Regions from separate parts of the Homo sapiens genome. Here region 1 is linked to region 2. Evidence: read pairs that join two places in POLR2A ChIA-PET (ENCODE). Cell type or tissue: GM12878. All regions are shown on one strand. Links, peaks and the distances in the headings refer to the core of each region. The heading gives the core; the rest is flanking DNA.

Region 1 (5,539 bases), core at 388-5,387, 490 kb after region 2:
TACTATAATGGTGAATACATGACATTACACATAGTCAAAACCCACAGAGCTGTAATACAAAGAGTGAACCCTAATGTAAACTGTGGACTTTAGTTAATAAAGTGTCAATATCCATTAATCTATTGTAACTACAAATGTATCACACTAATCCAAAATGTTAATAAGAAGTGAAAATATGTCGGAGGGGGATGTATATGAGAGCCCTCTGTACTTTCTGCTTCATTTTTCCGTTAAGCTAAAACTGCTCTAAGACATAAAACACACTAATTTTAAAAAGGAGAAAGGGAGGAAAGAAAGAAAGAAGGAAGGAAAGATAGATTACACACACTTCACCTGGCAGTTTTTTTTTTTTTTTTTTTGAGACAGTCTCCCTCTGTAACCCAAGCTGGATTGCAATGGCGCAATCTTGGCTCACTGCAAACTCTGCCTCCCAGGTTCAAGCGATTCTACAGCCTCAGCCTCCTGAGTAGCTGGAATTGGATTACAGGCGCGCTCCACCATACCCAGCTAATTTTGGTATTTTTAGTAGAGACGGGGTTTCACCATGTTGGTCAGGCTGCTCTCAAACTCCTGACCTCGTGATCTGCTCACCTCAGCCTCCCAAAGTGCTGGGATTACAGGCGTGAGCCACCGCGCCCGGCCCCTGGCAGTTCTTAAGTTATAAATCTCTCCCAAGGGGAAGAAAATAGGCAAGAATGCAAAGATATAAACAAAACAACTGTCATGAAGTTGTTTATTACAGTAAAAAAAAAGAATTGGAAGTACTCAAATATCCATCAACTTAAATAAAATTAAATAAATGATGATTCACATGCAGTCTTGGAGGATGATAATGTTGATCAAGGGTTCTTCCCTACAGGCCAGGACTGAGCTGCAGGGGTTCAAATGCAGCTCTCTCACAGGGCTATTGATGGATTCTTTGAGGCTCCGTGGGGTCCTCCGACCACAGCTCCCTGTTGTGGTGAGCACTATGGGGGCAACTAGTGGTACCCTCAGCTGCTAACTGCTGGCATTCCCTTGCCCTGGCAGGCCACCCTCTTTGGTGGATTATTTCCAAGAAGGCTTAGCCCAAGTACCTTGAATTGCTTAAAAACCTTCAAGAGTCTCCTAGCACCTACAAAGTCCACATTTCTTGGCATGATATTCAAGACATTTTATTAAGTGCTTGAGTTGACTGTTCCAGCCTCATTTCCCATTCATAGAAGAGTAGTTTTAGTTTTTTGAAAATACCAGGTACTTTCCTCTACCATTATTCAAAAAATAGAAAATAGTTCCCTGTGAATCGGCTGAGGCATGAATGGTCAATTCAAACTACAGTTTTAAATATCTTAAATACTATTCCTGACATGGACCAAATAGGAAACGAGTTAAAATGTGGCATGATTTTGTACAATTGGTAGAGTATTAAAAAAGGAGGATCTCGGGTGGGTGTGGTGACTCGTCCCTATAATCCCAGAACTTTGGGAAAGTGAGGCAGGATGATCTCTCCAGCCCAGGAGTTCAAGGCCAGCCTGGGCAACAGAGGGAGACCATATCTCTAAAAAAAAAAATCTTTTTTTAATTAGCCAGGTGTGGTGGGGCACAGCTGTGGTCCCAGCTACTTGCAAGGCTGAGATTAGAGGATCACTTGGGCCGCAGAGGTTGAGGCTTCAGTGAGCCGTGATCATGCCACTCCACTTCAGCCTAGGCAACAGAGCAAGACTTTGTCTCAAAAAAAAAAAAAAAAAGGAAGTATATATTTTAACATAAAACTAGAAACATTCTTTGACTGGCATAGGAGTTCTAACACTGACCCTACAAAGTGGAAAGAAAAGAGTAGTTTTTGGCTATACAGTGAACTAAATCTGGAAAGTCAAAACATGTAAATGTTCATTTATTATTTTTTACAATTTTGGAATAAATTCACAAACTACAGAAGACTAAATTGTGATTACAGAAAAGAGTATGTGATACACCTGGAAGACTTAAATTTGCATTTAACAGAAGTAAAAGAGAAGAACAGGGAAATGCAAATTAAAACCACAAGGAGATACCGCCTCACACCTGTTAGAATGGCTGTGATGAAAAAGATAAACGATAGTGTTGGCGAGGGTGTGGAGAAAAGGGAACATTGCGCATTGTTGGTGGGAGTGTACATTAGTATAACCATTATGGAAAACTGTATGTAGGTTTCTCAAGCAATTAAAAATAGAACTGCCACATTATCCAGCAATTCCTGGATACGTATCCTAAGGATATAAAATCAGTATGTTGAAGAGATATCTGCATTCCCAAGTTCACTGCAACATTTTCACAGTAGTCAAGATATGGAGCTAAAAAAAATAAATAAAAGATATGGACCTGAGTGTCCATCAGTGGATGAATGGATAAAAAAAAAATTGCTTTATAAACATAATGGAACAGTGTTAACAAAGAAGGAAATCCTGTGATTCGTGACAACATGGATGAATCTGAGGACATCGTGTTGCACAAAATAAGCCAGGCACAGAAAGACAAATATCGCATGATCTCACCCATATGTGGAATCTAAAAACACTGATCTCATAGAAGCAGAGAGTAGAATGGTGGGGACCAGGGTCTGGGGGTGGGAGTGGAGACTGGGGAGACGCTGGTCAAAGGACAAGAAATTTTAGCTAGACAGAAGAAATGAGTTCAAAAGATCTACGGTATAGCATGGTGACTATAGTTAATAACAACATGTTGTATACTTGGAAAATTGCTAAGAGAGTAGATTCGAAGTGTTCTCACCACACAAAAGTAAGTATTTGAGGTAATGCATACGTTAATTAGCTTGATTTGGCCATTCTGCAACATATACATATTTCAAAACATATTTGTACACCATAAATGTATACAATTTTTATTTGCCAATTAAAAAATAAACAAGAAACAGTTAAAAAGAAAAAAGGAACAGCAGGTGAAGGGAACCATCCAAGCACAAACATCCTCAACTCTTGGTTGATGGAACACCAAATAGAGGTTCTAAGATATTGTCTGCAATCAGCTGGGCACAGTGGCTCATACCTGTAATCCCAGTGCTTTGGGAGGCTGAGACAGGAAGATCTGTTGAGCTCAGGAGTTTGAGACCAAGCCTGGGCAACATAGCAAGACCTCATCTCTACAAAAATTTTAAAAATTAACCTAGTGTATTGGTGCATGCCTGTAGTTCCAGCTACTCAGAAGGCTGAGGCAGAAGAATCACTTGAGCCTGGGAGATTGAGGCTGCAGTGAGCTATGATCACATCACTGCACTCCAGCCTGGTGACAGAGTGAGACCCTGTCTTTAGAAAAAAAAAAAAAAAAAGGGACATTGTCTGAAATCAGAGAGGACCAGCACAGTAGCAGAGGTTAGTGACCAAATTATGTTGGGAGAAGGGAGGCAGGACAAGCAAGCTAAATTTGCATCCATCTTGGTATCTAAATCAAGTAACAACATATTTGGAGATATCAAGCTAATCACAAAAAGAACTAAAAGCAGAAACTGTTCAAAGAAGTTGCCTCGGGAGAACAAGTTAAAGGACACTATGAGAAAGCAATCAGTCAAATCCAGAATATAGGACATTCCATGGGACAACTGCCCTCGTTTCTCTAATGAATCAATGGCAGGGAGAGGAAATGAGTTATAGAAAAAAGGACATTCAGGAGACAATGAAACAATCAAATTCAACGTGGGCCCTTCATTGGGGGATCCTTTGTTAGAACTTTGAGACAATCAGAAAAATTTAATAATGAACTGGATATAAGATGATGTTAAGAAATTGTGGCCAGGTGCAGTGGCTCATGCCTATAATCTCAGCACTTTGGGAGGCTGAGGCAGGTGGATCTCCTAAGGTCAGGAGCTCAAGACCAGCCTGGCCAACATGGCAAAACCCTGACTCTACTAAAAATAATTTTTAAAAAATTAGCCAGTCATGATAGCACGTGCCTATAATACCAGCTACTGGGGAGGCTGAGGCAGGAGAATTGCTTGAACCTGGGAAGTGGAGATTGCAGTGAGCTAAGATCACACCACTGCACTCCAGCCTGGGTGACAGAGGGAGACTCCACCTCAAAAAAAAAAAAAAAGGAAGGAAGGAGAGAAAGAAACAAGGGAAGGAGGGGGAGGAAGAAAGAAGAAAGAAAGGAAGGAAGGAGGGAGGGAGGGGAGAGAGAGAGAGAGAAAGAGAAAGAAAGAAAGAAGAAAATAAAAGAAATTGTTAATTCATTAGGTATAATAATAGCATGGTGGTTAGAGTTAAAAATATCTTTTGCAGTTATAGATACAGGGAAGCATTTCTAGCTAAAATAACATGACGTCTCAGATTTGCTTTAAAATGCTCCAAAACCACCCCTTCCTCCCCCGAGAATAAAGAGGGACAGAGAAACAAGGCTGGCCAAATGTTGCAAATTGTGGAAGCTGTGTAATAGATTCCTAGGGTTCACCATACCTTTCCCTCCTTTCATGTATGCTTGAAAATTTCCAAAATATTATAACAGTGTGAGAACAAAAATTAGATTTAAAAAATCCAAAATAATACACTGTTGTTGTGTTGTTATTGTCATTTTTTGTAACCAGGTGCCTCTGAGGAATGGGATAGGATTTGGGGAACAGTGGTGCTGGCAAGCTTTTCATAGTTTTCATTTATTCAATGAATACTTACTGAGTCCTGCAATGCATGAGACACTGTGTAGACACTTTAGGGAAATGAAGAGAACAGATCAAAGTCCCTGTCCTCATGGAGCTCACATTCCCATCAGGGGAAAGAGACAACAAACCATAGACATAGTAAGTTATAATATGTAGAAGTGGGTAAGTGCTGTGAGGAAATAAGTGGGTTAAGAAGGACCAGGAGTGGGGCCAGAGCTGTAGTTTTAAATAGCAAGTGCAGGGAAGAGCTCATTGAAAAAGGTAACCTTGGAACAGAGACTCGGAGGAGGTGAAAGATATTATAAACCCTTTTGAATTATTGCTTTTTAATTATGTTCATGGATTACTTTGCTAAAAATAATTGAAAAAGATTCCTTTAAAATAAAATATTTCAGGCTGGATGTGGGGGCTCATGCCTGTAAGGCTAGCACTTTGAGAGGCTGAGGCAAGAGGATTGCTTGAGGTCAAGAGTTCAAGACCAACCTGGCCAACATAGCAAGACCCCGTCTCTATTTTTAAAAAACAGATTAGCTCCCCCTCCCCCTCTCCCTCTCCCCACGGTCTCCCTCTCCCTCTCTTTCCACGGTCTCCCTCTGATGCCGAGCCAAGGCTGGACTGTACTGCTGCCATCTCAGCTCACTGCAACCTCCCTGCCTGATTCTCCTGCCTCAGCCTGCCGAGTGCCTGTGATTGCAGGCGCGCGCCGCCACACCTGACTGGTTTTCGTATTTTTTTGGTGGAGACGGGGTTTCGCTGTGTTGGCCGGGCTGGTCTCCAGCTCCTAACCGCGAGGGATCCGCCAGCCTCGGCCTCCCGAGGTGCCGGGATTGCAGATGGAGTCTGGTTCACTCAGTGCTCAGTGGTGCCCAGGCTGGAGTGCAGTGGCGTGATCTTGGCTCGCTACAACCTCCA
Region 2 (5,539 bases), core at 374-5,373:
GGAGACCCACAATAACTGAGAAATGAGGCTCTGTCACCAGGGTCCTGCCTCTGTCACAGTCGTACGTCAAGGTGAGCCGCATAAAGTCACAATCCATAAGAAGCCAAGACTCTGGAGGGAGCTGAGGTTATGATGGGGGCTTTCTCCGAAAATAAGAGGCAAAGCAACACAACTACCTCTTCTAAGATGAGAGCTAAGGTGGGAACCAGTGTGAATTAATCAATAATAAGTTAATTGTACATTTAAAGATAACTAAGAGTATAATTGGATTGTTTGTAACACAAAAGATAAATGCTTGAGGGGATGGATATCCCATTCTCCACGATGTGATTATTAAGCATCACATACCTATATTAAAACATCACATACCCCATAAATATATACATCTACTATGTATCCACAAAAGTTAAAAATATTTTTTAAAAAACAAAACAAAAAAAACCAATAGTGTAAGGTGCCAAAACCAGGTGGAAAAAGCAAATGTAAAAAAACAGAATTAGGACCTTGTGATAAAATTCTCAGTAACTGTTCACTGTGTTTGACTAAAAATGGGTAGCATGCTTCCAAACTGCTTTCACATACAGGAAGTCATATCCTGAGCCCATTAACCTGCTACTCTCCATCTCTACAGGATGGGAACTGCAGTCAGGGTGACTGATCAGTTAGGGCAAAGGCTGAAGTAAGCCCAGGTGTGCACTAGTGATGCTGCATTAGGATCTTCACTCACTTTCCCTCCTTCATTACAGCCTGTGATTTCTAACTAACTGAGGTGGCTGAGGCACAGACTGGTTTTGGGATCCCCCCGAGGGCATGCTGCTAGCAAATAAACACCCAGAATTAGAGCCCACATTTATCTGAACCCTACAGAATCCCAAAGCACCTGAGGCACTCCATCCCACACAGGGAGTGTGGGATGGTATCTATTTAGTTCCAACCACCATCCCACACTGCCTGAGGAAAACAAGACATCACCTCCCCAAAACAAGAAGAAAAAACTCATAACCATCCATGTCTGGTCAGTTCCTTCAGACTGAGTTAAAAGATTAATATAAAATAGGAGTCAGCAAACTTCAGCCAGTAGCCTCTTTTTATGTAGCCTGGGAGACACACAGGTTTTACATTTTAAGAGGGTGGTTAAAAGGAGGAGGAAGAGGAAGGGGAGGAGGCTGATGATACCCCATAGAGACTCCATGTGGCCCACAAAGCCTAACAGTTATTATCTGGTCCTTTATAGAAAAAGTTTGGCATGTCCTGGTTTAAAACATTTCAATATAATAATACTGTTGATCCCACATCCCATTTGTTAGACTCCACTTCAAATTAAAATCAGCTTAGCAAATAGGTACTAAGTGCTTGCTATGAGCAAGGCACCACACTGGGTACTATTTTAAATTTTGCTATTGAATATGTTGCCAGGTTAATGCTCAGTAGCCACAAGCATTTTCTGGTAAGTGATATCCACATGTCAGGTCAGTCACAGGGTGAACTCGGGGCCCCTTCCACTCCCCAGCGGAGTGGGTATTTATCTGGTTACCTTCACTTACGGGATGGAGTGTGCCACCCCATTTGGCAGGAGGGACAAACTATGGTAATCACCACAGGCTAGACCTCAAGGCTGCACCCTCACCTTCAAAGGATGAGAAGGGTGGAACAGCTTGAGGCCTGATCTTCCAACTTTCCAGCCCTCCCCACAAGCTGAAGGCTCTTCAGCTCTTATTTTGATGGACACTTCATACACCATCACCTCTTCTCCTCCAGTCCTCCATGGAAGGGGACTTCAATCCAAGGTGGGCTGAGGGTAACTTGCAATGCCCTTAAAAGTTAGGAAAAACTTAGAACTAAATAGATACCATACACTTAATTACTAAACAACACAGAACGGCAGAACTTAACACAGAATGGCAGAACGTTAACACGAATACAGACTAAGTAGAAAAGAATGTTTTAAAGCGCACCAACCGTAACAGGCACACTCAAGACTTCATGAAAGTAGTATAATTGCAACATATGGAGAAGGGAGATGTCTGTGTGATATTCTTCCTAAGGAACATTAAAGAAGCAGTAAATATTACATTCTATACTAGTCTACCATGTGGCACACAAATTCACCAGTAAAGATAAAATCCTCTACTTCATTTTCAAGGGCTAAAGGTAGGCTTTTGTTGTAGGAGCCTTGGATAAAGCAGAGGTATTGAGAGAGAATTCAAATTTGTGATGTTTCTTATTTCATGCAATATACACAAAAAGTAGCCTTAATGTTCTACGGGGCGTGTAAGCTAGTCAGAGGTAGTTTATTAAAAAATCAAATAACATGCTCCCCGGCCCTTGCTTATTATGGTTTTCAATCTACTCCAGGTTTCCGGAATCCTTAAGGCCAAAATAATTAAGGGCAAAGAGGGAAAAATAGAACTCTTTCAAACACACCAGTCACATTATTTTCAGACATTCAAGATAGAAGAGGATTCTGCTCTACCTCAATGTTTTTGCACAGATGCCCACAGAAGCTGACGTCGCCAACAAGATAACAGTACCAATTCCAGCCGTTCTTGACAGTTTCCGACAGCTCTCCTATTTAATGAGGATGTCAAAGTTAACAGTAATTCATTGAATCCAAAAAGCTAAGGTCTGAGGGATATTTTTTCTTTTAAACCAGAAAGACACAAAGACCAGAAAGAGGGGGAGTCAAAAGACTTAAAGCCACCACACAGAGCTGTCTACTATGCATGCACAGTATAGCACTGACTAATCCCTGAATGAATTATGGAAGCTCCCATCTAAGATAAGCTAAGATACAGAAGTCCTCCAAATCAGACTATACAGAATGTATAAATTTATCTGCAAAGGATTAGCATTTTGGAATAAAGAAAGCCACAGCAATGCCAAGTTATCACTTGAAACTATAGAATTATGACAAGATTCCACTTAATGAGAAGAGGAATTATATTTAAAAATAAATGAACATAAATACAAAAGGATTTAAAAATTGGCTTCTGTTCTGAAGAACATTACACATGAGTCACCTAAACCCTTTTTGGCCAGTGACCATAACCCATTGTAGAAAAGTTCAGGGTTGAAACGACAGATTGATAAATTAAATACGACTGTCTCAATTCGAGTGCCAAACTCCACAATCACAGTTGTCTACGCAAGTAAGCCACGGACTACCAATGTGTGTTTGGGGAGGAGTGGGGTAAAGTCGTCTCCAAACCACACTTGGATTTCAGAAGTCACGAACAACTGTGACAAGATCAAAAAACAAAATGTATAATTTTATACTGACAAGCCCCTCCCTGATTTAGAAAATTCTGAAACTAAAGAATTTTAAAGTTTAGCACTATTTTCTAAGTGATATCATATCCCAATGTGTAACTCAAAATTTCACTTCTCACAGAGTATTCTTCATTCAGGAAGTAATTTATTGAATGATAGGCTGACCCAATCCACGGTTATATTTTCAACTCAGCCAACTATTCCACTGCCTGAAAAATTATTCCAGGCAGAACACTAATACCCAACATTCAGCCATAAAGGTCGCCTGTCATTTTTTCATCTTGGATTAGTCCACAGCAACCATTTATCGAGTAACTAATATAAGGACACTGGGAAGGACATCTAAAAGCATTAAGAGTTCTCTCTTTAAAAATGTAAGGAGTAATTTCTGACTCCATGAGAGCTCACAGCATTAGACAATTGATACTCAGCTACCATTCAATTATTTTAAAGATATCTTAACATGTAAAAGAGAAAGTTATTACACATAGGGTCAAACACTGAAAAACACTTCTGCTAATTTCCTTTGTGGCTTTCCTCAACCTCACACATAAAATGGTTATACAAGATTTCTTTCAAAGCCAAATACTACAGAGTTTTGGTGGACAAATCCTGTAAGTACCCAATGTACATTGCCTTGTTTTAATAGAGGAGGACAGAAAAACTGGAGGAAAAAATGACCTCAGATTCAACCCCAAGATGACTAGCCAACAGGCAGGGTAGCACCATAAGATCCCTCACACTCATCAGAAGAGGGCAGGGCAGTTGACAGTTCATAGAACACAAGAGTATTCTGTGTTGTTACTTTAAATCAAAACCTATTTTGCATTATAGGAACACTAACCAAAGCTTTAAACACACTTTTATACAAGACAATGTATGGTCTTGGTCATATTGAATCTTCTAAGCTTAAAACTGGTCATCTGTCTAAATTTAATTTTCTTCAAATGAAAAAGGAAAGTTTTGAACAAGAGGGCATAAATGGGGAGATCTGATTTTTCTGTTGTTCTATTAATTTTGGAAATGTAAACCTCTTGCAGTGTTGCTAAACTTAAATGTAAATCTCTTCCCATAAAACGGAATACAGATCTTTATAACATCCATGAATGCATCCACTTGCAAGCCTCCCACCCCACCTCTCCCTTGTCCCTACACGCAAGCCTTTATCTCCCACTCCAAAAAGTCAGGTGCTTCCAACAGGTGTGGGGACCTGGCTGTTTGTAGTTTTGTCAGTTTGGGTGTAAGGAGGGAGACAGTAAGCCAATATTGTCTTAGGTGTAGTCTTATTGTTCAGCTACCTTGACATAGCCTAGGAAGCTTCTTGCTCTTGCTGATTTGTTCTTCAGGGGCATTTTATTGTTTAATAATGACCTTGGCTGCTTCTCAACAGCCTCCATAAAGATAATAATCTTGGATCTGGGTGGGAAGGGCTGGAAACTTATAGATGTTCTGCTGGGGTGGCAGATAGCAGAGGATCCACTTTCAGGACTAGGTGGAAGTAGGGGAAAATAAACTATAACCCTATTCTATACAACATTTGAAAGACAAATCCTTTCACCTACTGAAGGTGTGGAGAAACTAGGACACTCACATGTGGTTGGTGAGAAGGTAAGTAGTGATATCAAAATTTATAGTATGTATTTCCTCCATCTACTAATCACATCTATAGATATTTGTTTTCTAGAAATATTTGTGCAAGAAAACGAAGATGTACAGAATGTGCACTACAGATTTAAAAAATAATTGTCAAAAAGAATAGCAACAGCAAAACAGAAAAGACTAGAAACTAAATATACATTAATAGGTTGAATAATTAAAATACGGGACATCCTTATAAAATAATATGTATGCATTAAAAAGAGTAAGGAAAACCTACAGCATACAGGCTTCGGAAAGTGGCCATATAATATTACTGAATGCAAGAGTCCCTTATAGAACAGTGTATAATATTCAGTATGATCCTACGAATGTATATGTTTAAATGTAAGTAACTGCATAAAAAGATATCGAAGGATATCTTCCAAACTATTAACCGTCTTCTCTCAAGGGAGTAGAAGCAGACAGGAGGCATTTCCACTTCTGTATTTCTATGAATACACTGCTGGTTTTCTGTTTTTGTTTTTTTAGGAGCACATATTAATTTTGAAAAATTTAAAGAGCGTTCCCATTAAAGGGGAAAATATGAAATGATTTTTTATTTGATAAGAGAATTGAGGTTCACCCGATGGGTCTGGGACTGATGAGTAGGAATAAAAAGAGCACTCACTGG

Evidence for each region. Peaks named below come from ENCODE experiments on the same cell type or tissue, not always from the same donor. Only the 100,000 strongest peaks of a DNase experiment are listed, where the experiment ranks them.
Region 1: POLR2A ChIA-PET joins it to region 2 with 6 read pairs; 2 of 35 experiments call an interaction of 5 or more read pairs at or near these places.

What each region holds. Positions count from the first base shown.
Region 1 is chr2:54,096,492-54,102,030 of GRCh38, reverse strand. It overlaps a transcript of ACYP2 not described here. Among named protein-coding and RNA genes, the nearest start is that of ACYP2, 16 kb to the left of the region's middle. In GM12878, for the core only: no CTCF peak of the experiment used is centred there; no DNase peak of the experiment used is centred there; H3K27ac peaks cover 674 bases.
Region 2 is chr2:54,583,809-54,589,347 of GRCh38, reverse strand. All of the region lies in intron 2 of SPTBN1 (spectrin beta, non-erythrocytic 1), which reads right to left. LOC124906008 (a long non-coding RNA gene) reads left to right here. Exons shown (of 3, transcript XR_007086322.1): 1 at 1-4,878. Among named protein-coding and RNA genes, the nearest start is that of SPTBN1-AS1, 28 kb to the right of the region's middle. In GM12878, for the core only: no CTCF peak of the experiment used is centred there; no DNase peak of the experiment used is centred there; H3K27ac peaks cover 696 bases.